2 separate regions of the Mus musculus genome follow, and region 1 is linked to region 2. The links are chromatin contacts, found by Hi-C or POLR2A ChIA-PET in ENCODE. All regions are on one chromosome and are shown on one strand. Each heading gives the region's core, a stretch centred on a gene start or an enhancer-like site at or near the end of the contact. The rest is flanking DNA. Distances are from core to core; before and after follow the strand shown. Region 1 has its middle 32 kb from the start of A4galt. Region 2 holds the start of Poldip3 (polymerase (DNA-directed), delta interacting protein 3).

Evidence for each region. Hi-C counts contacts between places; a loop is a spot of excess contacts on that map. ChIA-PET counts read pairs that join two places held with the same protein, here RNA polymerase II (POLR2A).
Region 1: POLR2A ChIA-PET joins it to region 2 with 63 read pairs in embryonic stem cell. The contact joins the enhancer-like site here to the promoter of Poldip3 in region 2. A Hi-C loop is called at or near these places in 1 of 37 maps with a recorded cell type or tissue (ES-E14). POLR2A ChIA-PET finds 5 or more read pairs at or near these places in 5 of 5 experiments (Patski and embryonic stem cell).

What each region holds. Positions count from the first base shown.
Region 1 is chr15:83,216,905-83,222,449 of GRCm38, reverse strand. No RefSeq gene overlaps it. Among named protein-coding and RNA genes, the nearest start is that of A4galt, 32 kb to the left of the region's middle. Within about 2 kb of position 1,784, at least 1 of the 3 ENCODE cell types and tissues checked has a DNase peak (open chromatin) inside an H3K27ac peak, as active enhancers do.
Region 2 is chr15:83,147,161-83,152,853 of GRCm38, reverse strand. It overlaps Poldip3 (polymerase (DNA-directed), delta interacting protein 3), which reads left to right and starts at 3,476. Exons shown (of 9, transcript NM_178627.4): 1 at 3,476-3,659. The coding sequence starts at 3,601. It overlaps Rnu12 (RNA U12, small nuclear), which reads right to left and starts at 3,209; the gene lies at 3,060-3,209.

The DNA.
Region 1 (5,545 bases), core at 535-3,034, 71 kb before region 2:
AGCTGCCACTGCACCAGATGAGAATCTAATGTACATCCGTGACAGATTGGGGACAGTATTCAGGAAGCTGCAGTAACAAAAAGCCCAGTGGTTTGAGAAAGACCATGTCTGCCTCACACAGTCCAGAGCCAGCTATGTCTCAGCCCTCCCTGGGCTGTGGTTTGTAGAGGACTCAGCTATGACCACTTTCCAGTCAACCAAAAAGGTGACACTAGAGTCCAAGGCAGATATCTAAAAGAAAAAAAAAAAGATTTATTTATTTATCTATTTGTTTATTATGTATGCAACATTCTGCCTGCATGTATGCCTGCAGGCCAGAAAAGGGTATCAGGTCCCATTACAGATGGTTGTGAGCCACCATGTGGTTGGTGGGAATTGAACTCAGGACCTCTGAAGAACAGACAGTGCTCTTAACCTCTGAGCACTTCATTTCTCCAGCCTCAAGGCAGATGCCTTTAAGGACATAATCCAGTTGCATGACCCAAATTTGCTCACATCCTGTCTGGGTGATTTAACATGACCACGTCCTATACAGGGACTGAAGAAAAAGGAACCGAGAACCTCAGGCTGAATGACCTAAGGCTGATTCCCTCGCATGTTGACTGCCTCTACCATCAGACTGTGAGCTCTGCTCTCAAGTCTGATATATCTGTGATCTCTCATGCCTGAGCCCTGACTTGGGAAGACCCATGACTGCTTGCTAAATGAGTAGAAGAGGCCCCGTTAACTGAATAAATAAAACAGAGTCCCTGGTATCATTCACTGTTGAATGCCCTTAAAGGTCTATTACTGGAAAATGGTGGAACCTCAGGGCTTCGGCCTGATGGGAGAATTTTAGGTCAGGGGAGGCATGCCCTCAAAGGGGATTGTGGGACCCAGCCCCTTCCTGTTTTGCTCACTGGGATGAAATAAACAGTGTGCTCTCTCCCTTGCCATTCAGCACCCCACCAGAGGTCTAACACCTACCTAGCAATGGATTGTAATATCTACCGTTCTGAGGCAAAACAAACCTTTCTCTTTCTCAAGCTGACTAGCCAGCCTGGGGCTTCTCTTACTGTCGCAGAAGACAAGCAGCATGCCTAGTGAGGAACCTGGCCAATTATTTTATCACAAAGAATTTAATGCACAAAGCACAGAGGTAGGCCCAGTAAAAGCTCAGCGCTTGTGAGGGAGAGGCAGAAGGATCTCAAGTTCGTGGCCAGCTTCAGCTGTGTATTAAGTTTGAGGCTAGCCTGTGCTACATGAGATCCTGTCTCAAAAAAAAAAATCAGAAAAGGAAGAGAGAATTTAATATGGGACTTAGTAAAAAGAAGTAAGACAAGCCATTAGAAAGGGGCAGAGCTGAAGAAAAAGAAGTGGTCTCTCCCAAGAAGCAACTGCCACACCTGGAGAAGAGGGAGAGCCCTTGGGCCAGTGTTTAGAACAGCTGCAAAGTGGGAACAATGATAAAACATTATTTGGGGTAAACCTGGGAAGTTAGCAACTGGTAGCAAAGGCCTGCCTTCAGGGCCAGAAGGATGACCTGGTTCCTGTGGTAAGGAGGAGCAGGGTGAGACGGTCTCTTCGGTCTCTTCCGGCAGGGCTGGGCCACATTCTTCCACCCTGGCTGTTATCCTCTTTAGGCTCAAGCTGGGACTGCAAACAGCAGGACTCGCTCCAGTGTCCCCGGTTTTCAGGCTAGCAGCTTCAGGCTACGGTGACACCATCAGCTTCCCAGGCATCCGGAACTGGAAAGGGCATTTCTGTGGCCCTGGCAGGGTGTCTCCCTGTAGGGGACACAGAGGCCTCTGTGCTTACAGGCACAGAGAAGTGTTCCTTCAAGGAAGGGAATGCAAAACTTATTTTCTGTCCAGAAAGCTGGATCAAATGTGCTTTCTAGCCAGGTGACCTTTACACAGTCCCTGTGGCCGGAGCATACCAGACCCCTCTCTGGGCCCTTCTTGTAAACTTGTTTTTCTCAGCCTATCTGAAGGACCCATCTTTGTGGTAGGTATCACGTGTACTATTCAAAGAGTTCTGATGGATTTACTTTGTTCCTCAAAGAGATCTAGATATGCTCTGTTGTTTGAGTTAATCATCACAAGGGTAGTCTGTCACCAAGTTGTGCTGTGTTTAGATATGCCTAAACTAAACAGCTCAGAGCCTGCTCCAAAAGTTTGAACTCACTGGCTACTGAGTTGTGGGATTCTGAACTGCCTCCCATGACGCCTTCCTCTGTTATCCATTAAAGTCACAGAGATCCTCAAATTTCCCTACTCCCCTACCATTGCAGGATATTTGATCACACTGTGAACCCGAGATTTTGTTATTTACTGGGGAAAAAAAAACAAAAACTGTTTCTAGCTGTGGTGTGGTTCATCCTTAGTGTACACCTTTAATCCCTCTGGCTGGAATACAGACATGCCCTTAGTACACACCTGTAGAAGGAAGCAGCCATGTTTGAAAGTGATGTCTAATTGAGTGGCAGACAAAGTGATGAATCAGAGAAAGATTTGACATAATCGGATATGCCCAACTCTCAAGAGAAGAGGCAGGAAAGGGAAGCTACTTGAGGGGCAGCACGTAGGAAAGGAGAGAGGCAGTTTTATCAAGAGTTTTAGTGAGGCAGATTGAAGAGAGAACAAATTAGACACAGGTGAAGACAGAATGGGCCAGAGAACCAGAAAGAACCAGAAAATTAGAATAGATTGCCAGAGTAAGTGTAAGGCTAAGCAGAGCATTTCAGTCAGAGGCTGAGAGAGAAGCCAGATTGAGTCAGTCATCATGGAGAAGAGTTTTGAGCCAGAACAGCTGAGTTGAATCAGCCAGCCAGAGTTCAGAAAGAACTAGAAAGGGTGAGCTTATTCAGCACTAAGTCTCAGAGGCTGGAAACATTCTAGGCCTGGATAAGATTGTACAGAGGCTAGAAGTTTCCAGGACTAGGCCCAGGTTGCCAGACTGAGGCAGTAAGCCTCAGAGACAGTTACTACAGGAGAATGGAAGTTACATATATACCCTACAGGCTGTGTGACACTGGCTCAGCCAACTTTACTGTACCTGTGAGCCAGAATCAGCGTGCTTATGTCCTGCCCACCAGCTGGGGTCATAACTTCTACCTTATCATCAGTCTGCCATTCTTGGGTCATATCTGGCTGGTGTCACAGAGACAACAGCCTACTAACCACCTACTCTAGCTTAGAACACTACCTCTAGGTTTTGGGTGACAGCAGCATATTTGTACACACTGTGTTGTGTTGCTGAGCCAATGTAGGGACAAAGTTGGGTGTGTCATCTTGACTCCAGAGGGCCGTCCCCAAGTTCCATCACTATAGAGAGAATGTCTTGTGTACTGTATAGATACATCACCTGTCAATTGAAAAGCCTATGGCCTGTAGCTTAGGCTGGAAATTGGAGGTGAGACATCTGGGAGACAGAGAGAATTCTGGGATAGAGCCAGGCAAATGATTTGCCTGGGAAGATGTGATGAGACAGATGCTTGGTACCTGAGCATAGGTAAGCAGCCACATATGGGTTATAATAAATGGGATGTCTTAAGTTATAGCTAGTGAGAGAAGCGTTTAGCTGTATATATATTTATAAATATATTTTGAGTCTGAGTCTTATTTCTGGAAGCATGCGGATGGGTGGAAGAACTGGCCATAACTTCCACACATTGCCCTTCACCCCAGGGCAAAACCAGGTGGGTGGAGCTAAAAAGCAAAGATACAGTTGAGCGCATGGTACTTACCTAGCCTGCACGAAGTCCTGGGTTTGATATGACCTAATCCATTACACATATACCCAACGTGTTGGTGAATGCCTGTAATCCCAGGATTTGAGGAATGAAAGCAAATAAGACAGGCTGTAGCTTGGTTGGTAGAGCACCTGCCTAGCATGTACATAGAGTTCAGTTCCCGACACCGCACAAACTGAGCCTGCTGACCCACATCTACAGAACCTGTAATTCCCAGCACTTAAGAGGTGGAGGCAGGGAAGGGAGATCAGGAGTCTGAGCTCATCCTTGGCTATACAACGCGTTTGAGGCCAACGTAGGCTGCATGAGTCCCTGTATCAATACAGAATCCAGAATCTTTTATGTGTATGAATATTTTGCCTGCGTGTATATATGTATCTGTGTATATGTGTGTGTGTATGTGTGTGTGTGTGTACCTGTGTACTACATGTGTTTCTGGTGCCCTCTAAGACCAAAAGAAGCATATTCCCCAAGAACTGAAGTTACAGGCACCACAGGGTGCTGAGAATCAAACCTGGGACCTCTGCAAGAGGAACTAGTAGCTCTTAACCACTAACCCATCCCTCTAGCCCCAGCATGGTTCATAGTTTAATCCCAGCACTTGGGAAGCAGAGGCAGGTGGATCTCTGAGATCAAGGCCAGCCTGGTCCACATAGCAAGTTCCAGGCTAGCCAGGGCTATGCAGAGACCCTTTCCTTTCTCAATAGCAACACAATGGTATGCAGTGATGTCACAGGGGCTGTGGGCCTCAGTGACTGAACCTGAGGTTCACCTGCAGATGTGTGGTGTCAACATTGTGTGTATCAACCTAGACCTCCATTCTGGAACTCCCTCAACCTCTCTCAGTCAAAAGAAACCCTGGACTACTAACTGTCTATTTAAAGAGACAAACCAGCCCTTGTGGTGTCATTGTCTGGGGATGATAGCAGGATAGTTAGGTAGGCTACATCCGTTTTTCTATTTTTCTATTTAAAATAATTTTTATATCACATTTATTTATTTTATTTATTTATTTCTCTGAGTGTGTGCATGTTTGTGTGTGTGTCATGGTATGAATGAATGACTTTAGGGAGTCACTGTTCTCTTCCACCTCAGGATACTAGGCTACGTGGATTGACAGAGTGAGTGTGTGTGTGTGTGTGTGTGAGAGAGATTGTATATATGTGACTGTGTGTAAGATCCTATGTGTATGTGACTATGTATGAGTGAGTGTGTGGGAGTATGTGTAGCATTGTATGAGTGTATGTGAATGTTTGAGTGTGTGTGTGTGAACGTGTGTGTGCGTGTCTGTGAGTACATGTGTGTGAGGGTGTGAATGTGTGTGAGTGCATGTGTTTATGTGTGTGTGAGTGCATGCGTGTATATTTGTGTGAGTTTTGTGTGTTAGTGAGTGTGTATTTGAGTGTGCGTGTGATTGTGTATGTGAGACTGTATGTGTATGTGACTGCGTATGAGTGAATGTGTGGGAGTATGTGTGGCATTGTGTGAGTGTGTATGAATATTTGAGTGTGTGTATATGTGTGTATGTATATGTGTGTCTGAGTGCATGTGTGTGTGAGGGGTGTGAATGTGTGAGAGTACGCGTGTTTATGTGTGTGTGAGTGTTGTGTGTGAGTATGTATATGAATATATATGTGTGTGTGTGGTGTGTATATATGTGTAGAGGTGGACACTACCTGTTTTCTTATGTCCCTAAATCATGCTCCACTTTCTTTTTTTCTCCCCTTTATTTTCACTTTATCTGTATGGGTGTTTTGCTAGCATGTATGTGTCACATGTATGCAGTGCCTTCAGAGGCTGGAAAAACATGTC
Region 2 (5,693 bases), core at 2,227-4,726:
CTTATAGAACCCAGGATCACCAGCCCAGCGATGGCACCACCCACAATGGCCTGGGCCCTACGCAATTGGTCACTAATTGAGAAAATGCCTTACAGCTGGATCTCACAGCATTGGCGTTTCCTCAGCTGAGGCTCCTTCCTCTCTGATGACTTGAAAGACTCTGAAAGGAGCCCCTCGCTCAGGCCTCAGGACAATAGCGGACACCCAAGAACTCACGATAGACCGAACTTGTTGCAAACCACATGAGGCTTTATTCGGGGAAAGCCAGAGCTCTGGGGATGACTCATATCCCACGCAGGGGTAGAGGAGTCGACCTCGAAGGAAAAGAGGTCCCAGTTTTTATAGGCCCTCAGGGGGGAAAGGAGAAGGGGGAGAGTAGGGGATTTCCAGATCTAAACAATGTCTATTCTCAAGAAATGGGTATGGGAGGGGTACAAGGAAAGAGTTTGGTGCAGGTGCAGCAACTCAGGATTGGCTGGGCTGTGGTTGCTAGGGAGATTTTCTGACTCTTTCTCAGCAACCAATATCACAAACACCTGGCAATGGGCTTCATCAGTGGGCACACACATGAGTCAAGGAACGGTCAAAACATTGGCAGACACACAGGTTCAAGGAGTGGCCAGAGCATTGTGCGCCTCTATTTTTCTAAATCAGTGAAGCTAGTTCTGCTAACAGTGACATCTATCTTGCCAATTTCAGGGCTTCTGTGACCTTTCTGTGTCAGGATCTTTCAATGACTCTTAGCTTGTGTTGAGGTGACACAGAACCAGCCAGCATGCCACCTCTGCCGAGATGGTTGGGCTGTGACGACCTGGTCCTGCTGGAGCAGATGTTCAGGTGGTGAATGTGAGCTGAGAGCTCTATGGTTGGAAGAAGCTGCTTCTAAAAACTGGGGAAAGCTGGGGGGGGGGGGGCTGACTAGGAAGTGTCTGCTGCACAAACATGGATAGCCTGATCAGGGAACCCCATTGTCATGGAGGTCAGTGGAACTGCCCCCCCCCAAAAAGCCTCACCCTAGTCCCAACTCCAAAAAGAGTCACCGAATTTATGGATAGTCTCTACATAGTAAGGGGATTTGTTATGACGACTTACAGTCTGTAGTCCAACTCCCCAACAGTGGTCAGCTGTGAAGTCCAAGGATCTAGTAGTTGCTCAGTCACACAAGGCTAGTAGATTCCAAAAGATGTGCTGGCAAATGCAAGCCGGCAAAGAGTGAATCTTTCTTCTTCCAATGTCCTTATGTAGGCCTCCATCAGAAGGTGTGACCCAGATTAACGGTGTGTACCACCATGCCTGAATCTGGGACTTGTTTTGTCCCAGGCTGACCTTGAACTCAGAGATCTCTTTGCCTTAGTCTCCTGGGATTCATAGCCACTATGCCTCAAGATCTCCATGCCAAGATCCAAGTCAGAAACTTGTATCTCCCAGCCTCAAGATCTGGATCACAGGTGAGCCCTCCAATTCTGGATTGTAGTTCATTCCAGATAGAGTCAAGTTGACAACCAGGACCAGCCATTACAGATAATTTCCTTATAGTCCCATGTACTGAAGGAAAACATTTTAACAACTTCACTGTTAGAGGAGTTAGGACCTTATAGGCAAGACCCCTCTGGCCTGTTCCTATATTCTGCATAGCTCAACTTGGCCCCAGCAGTGAGGTTAAACCTTTACCCACCCTGGGATTCTCTTCCTCGTGTGCACGTAGAGGTACGAGTGTGTTGTATGCTGGTGTTCTCTACTTAAAGAGATCAAGTCTAGACCCACTCGCAGTTCTACCACCAGGACCAGGATGCTTCTCCAGTATCGGATGCTGAACCTTAGGGTTTTCCTGGATCCTGCCAAGCCTTCCATTGAACCCTGATGCTCTGTTTTGTTTTGTTTTTTAATGGCTGACCCGGTAGTGGACCTGTAGTTCAGGCCCTGGCAGCAGGGATGGGGTTCCAGTTGTAGAGTCTATGTCCTGAGAATGGGGGCAGTCCAGGTTGATCAAAGTCCCCACTTTGCCAAAGCCTCAGTCATAGGGCATTTCAAACTAGTAGCCTGGGATTCCTGAGCCAAGCTCGTGAATATTCTTGTGGGAAACTGATTCTTGTCTCTTAGGAAGGCCTTCCTTTCATAACATGTACATTTTTTTTAAATGTTCCATATGGCAGATAGTTTTTTTTTTTTTTTTAGATTTATTTTATTAATATATGTAAGTACACTGTAGCTGTCTTCAGACACTCCAGAAGAGGGAGTCAGATCTTGTTGCGGATGGTTGTGAGCCACCATGTGGTTGCTGGGATTTGAACTCTGGACCTGCGGAAGAGCAGTCGGGTGCTCTTACCCACTGAGCCATCTCACCAGCCCCAACATGTACATTTTCAAGGGAACATGAGAAACTGACCCAAGAGCATCATGTTTTTATTTTTGAAAAAATTATCTATTTTTATGTTTATGAGTGTTTTGCCTGTATACACATATATGTATGTATGTATGTATGTATGTATGTATGTATGTATATGTATGCAATAGCCTGGGAGGTCAAGAAGGCATTGAATCTCCTGGCACTGGAGTTACATGTGAACTTCCATGTGAGTGCTGAGAACCAAACCCAGGTAGATCCTTTGCAATATCAGCAAGTGCTCTTAGCCGCTCAGCGGACCAGCTTCTAGAAATTCTGTCTCAACAATGAGAAACTATCCCATAGGTCAAACACTAACATGTCAGTTAAGAGACCACCTTCATTTGCCTCATTTACACAGTCAGGAGGCAAACGGAAAGGTGACTAGTCTAGGCATCAGAAACTGAGCACGACCTTACAACGTAGACGACCTTACAACATGGGCAGTTATGTCCAGGCATGATCAATTGAAATTGAGGTACATAGCAGTAGGAGAACAACAGTCCCATCTTGTCTGAAAAACAGTAAGAGAGAGGCTGGAGAGGTGGGGCGCGCTCACGCTCACACACCAGGTAGGGCAAAGGCAGGCATCAACATACGACTTGCAACCACTAGCACCTGAGAGCAACCATTCAGAGGAGCTGCTAAGCTTTCTATTCTTGTAGAATTAGGGGGTCGGGCAGATCGCGTCACCCAGGCATCCCGCAAAGTAGGCGGGTCGCCTCAGATTGCAACCTATACCCGCTCAAAAATTCTTCTCACATAAGCAGTGAGGACTCGGGCGTCACCCCGAATCGTTATTTTCCTTACTCATAAGTTTAAGGCATGAGGAACGTGTCTACGTTCCTCAGGGGTAAGAAATTATATTCTCATTACAAGTATGGTGAGTGTCCGATCGGCTGTATGACTAAAAGACTTGTCCTCTTGATAATGCTTTTTAATGGTTTATGATCGATATAATTCTAATTCCTCATTAGCAAAAGGAGGAGGGGGGAGAGAGAGCCCATAAGGCTCCGGACTCCTCCATGCAAATTAGAAGCGAGCACCGCAAAGGCTCACGGGGAGAGAGGCTCCACCCCTTCCGTCTCGAGCTTTTCGTTTGAGCTGTCGCGAGAGTTGGCCGTCCGGGTTGCCGGAAGCCGCTCTTGACTCCGGCCGCGGGGCGGGCTCGCCGCAGTCGGCTTCTCCTCCGTTCTCCGCTAGCTGCGCGCCGCAAGATGGCCGATCTCTCGCTGGACGAGCTCATCCGGAAGCGCGGGACGGCGGCCAAGGGACGGTGAGCGGCCCTTTCCCTTTTCCTCGAGGCTCGTAGGGGCCTCGCTGCTTCTTGGGGTTCGGGGGCGGAGGAGGGAGCGGCTCCGGGGGGCGACGCCGCTTGCGCCCGCCCCCTGCGTCCGCCGCGCTCCTTATTGGCCCGGCCGCGCGGGCCCAGCTGCTGGTCGGTCCACTGGCTGCTGGGCCCGGGAGGCCCGGGAGGCCCGATCGCAGGCGAGCCGAGGGCTGGGCGGGCCAGGGCCTTGCTCCCCGGAGGATCGGGTCCGGGGGGACCACGGTGGCGCCGTCTCCGCTCGGCCTTTAGGTCCTGGGAGTTAAGAGGGCGGAAGTTGAGCGGAGGAGCCGCCAGCCCAGAGCTGTTTATGGCCAGTTCTGCTGGTTCTCCTATGCCACGGTGCTTAGCCCGACCCGTTTTAAGCAAAGAGCTCTTTCATAGGCGAGACGCCTTGTTCCTTTCACTGTGATATCTGTAATGGTTGTCTGATCGTTTTGTTTTCTCTTGAGGCCGGCTTTCACATAGCCGGAGCGAGCCTCGAACTCGCTGCGTCTCCGAGGCTGGCCTTAAAACGCCAAGAGTCTCCCTCCTCCTCCCGTTTCTCAAGGGCTGAGATGACAGGCCAGTTTGTTTCCGTTTTGAGAGCCGGCGTCCTCCATGTTATCCAGGAACTCCTGATCTCAAATCCATCCTCCTGCCTCAGTCTCTTGAGTAGCTGGTGCTCCAGGCGCTCCGCTGTTGCTTAACTATTTTATTCCGCATTTCACAAACGGGAAAGCTGGAGCCAGAGAGAAAGACTTTCCCAAGGCCACCGAGTGCCCCAACTGAGTTGGCCTCAGGCAAAGACAGACAAAACAGTTCCAAGAGGGTGGCATTGGCATTCATGGATGTATGCCCTGATGTCTTAAGTGAGACAGTCAGACTCAACATACTCTTAAACATCGATAGCCATTTCTAGCTTTTATAAATGTGCAGGTGAAAAAGTGGTTAAGTCGGCCCGTGGTCAGCAGGCATATAGATACACTGCTGTAGGTGTCAGGAACTGTTTTCCTGGGGCTGGAGAGATGGCTCAGCAGTTAAGACACCAACTGCTCTTCCAGAGGTCCTGAGTTCAATTCCCAGCAGCATGGTGGCTCACAACCATCTGTAATGAGATCTGATGTACTCTCTTCTGCTATGTTTGAAGACAGTAACAGTGTACTCACATACATAAAATAAATAAACCTTTTTATTTTTTTAAGGAACTGTTTTCCCAGACACTGATCTGCTCAGCTATGCCAATCCTTCCCTACGCCTGTGTCTAGTAAACACTGTTGCCTCCTACACTGAAAGGAGACAAGCTCCCTCCAATCTCAGTGCCACCCAGCTCACCAGCTCTTATTGTCACATGTCTTCTGGGTCGTAAGAGAGATTGACACCCACAATGATTAAGCCATTTAAAAGTTTTGAGCGGGGCAGTGGTGGTGCACGCCTTTAATCCCAGCACTTGGGAGGCAGAGACAGGCGGATTTCTGAGTTCGAGGCCAGCCTGGTCTACAGAGTGAGTTCTAGGATAGCCAGGACTACACAGAGAAACCCTGTCTCAAAAAAACAAACAAACAAAACCAAAAAAAGTTTTGAGACCTTTTATTGATGGCTAGGCCATGAGTCAGTCACTTAGTGACCATGCTTGGGGATACATTGTTTTTAAAGACAAAACCAATTACATGGGTGCTGGGGAGGAGGTCACACTAGTGAGGAGTTTGGGGTGGCCTGTAATATGTGTTTTCTTGCAGAGGTCAGCAGTGTGTTTCAGACACTCCATGACATTTTATTTGCACTTCTTCATGGTTATTTTAGTTTCATGTTAAACTTGCACAGACATCAGTTATATTGGTTCATGTCTGCAACAAGGGAGGACCATGGACATTCCCAAAAGCAATTCCAAGGCGGATGTGGCTGGTGATGGTGGAAGGCTGAGAACTGTTTAGGCTGTGACCCCCTCCATGAATTCTTTTCTTTTCTTTTTTTTAGATTTATTTATACTTTATGTGAGTGCAC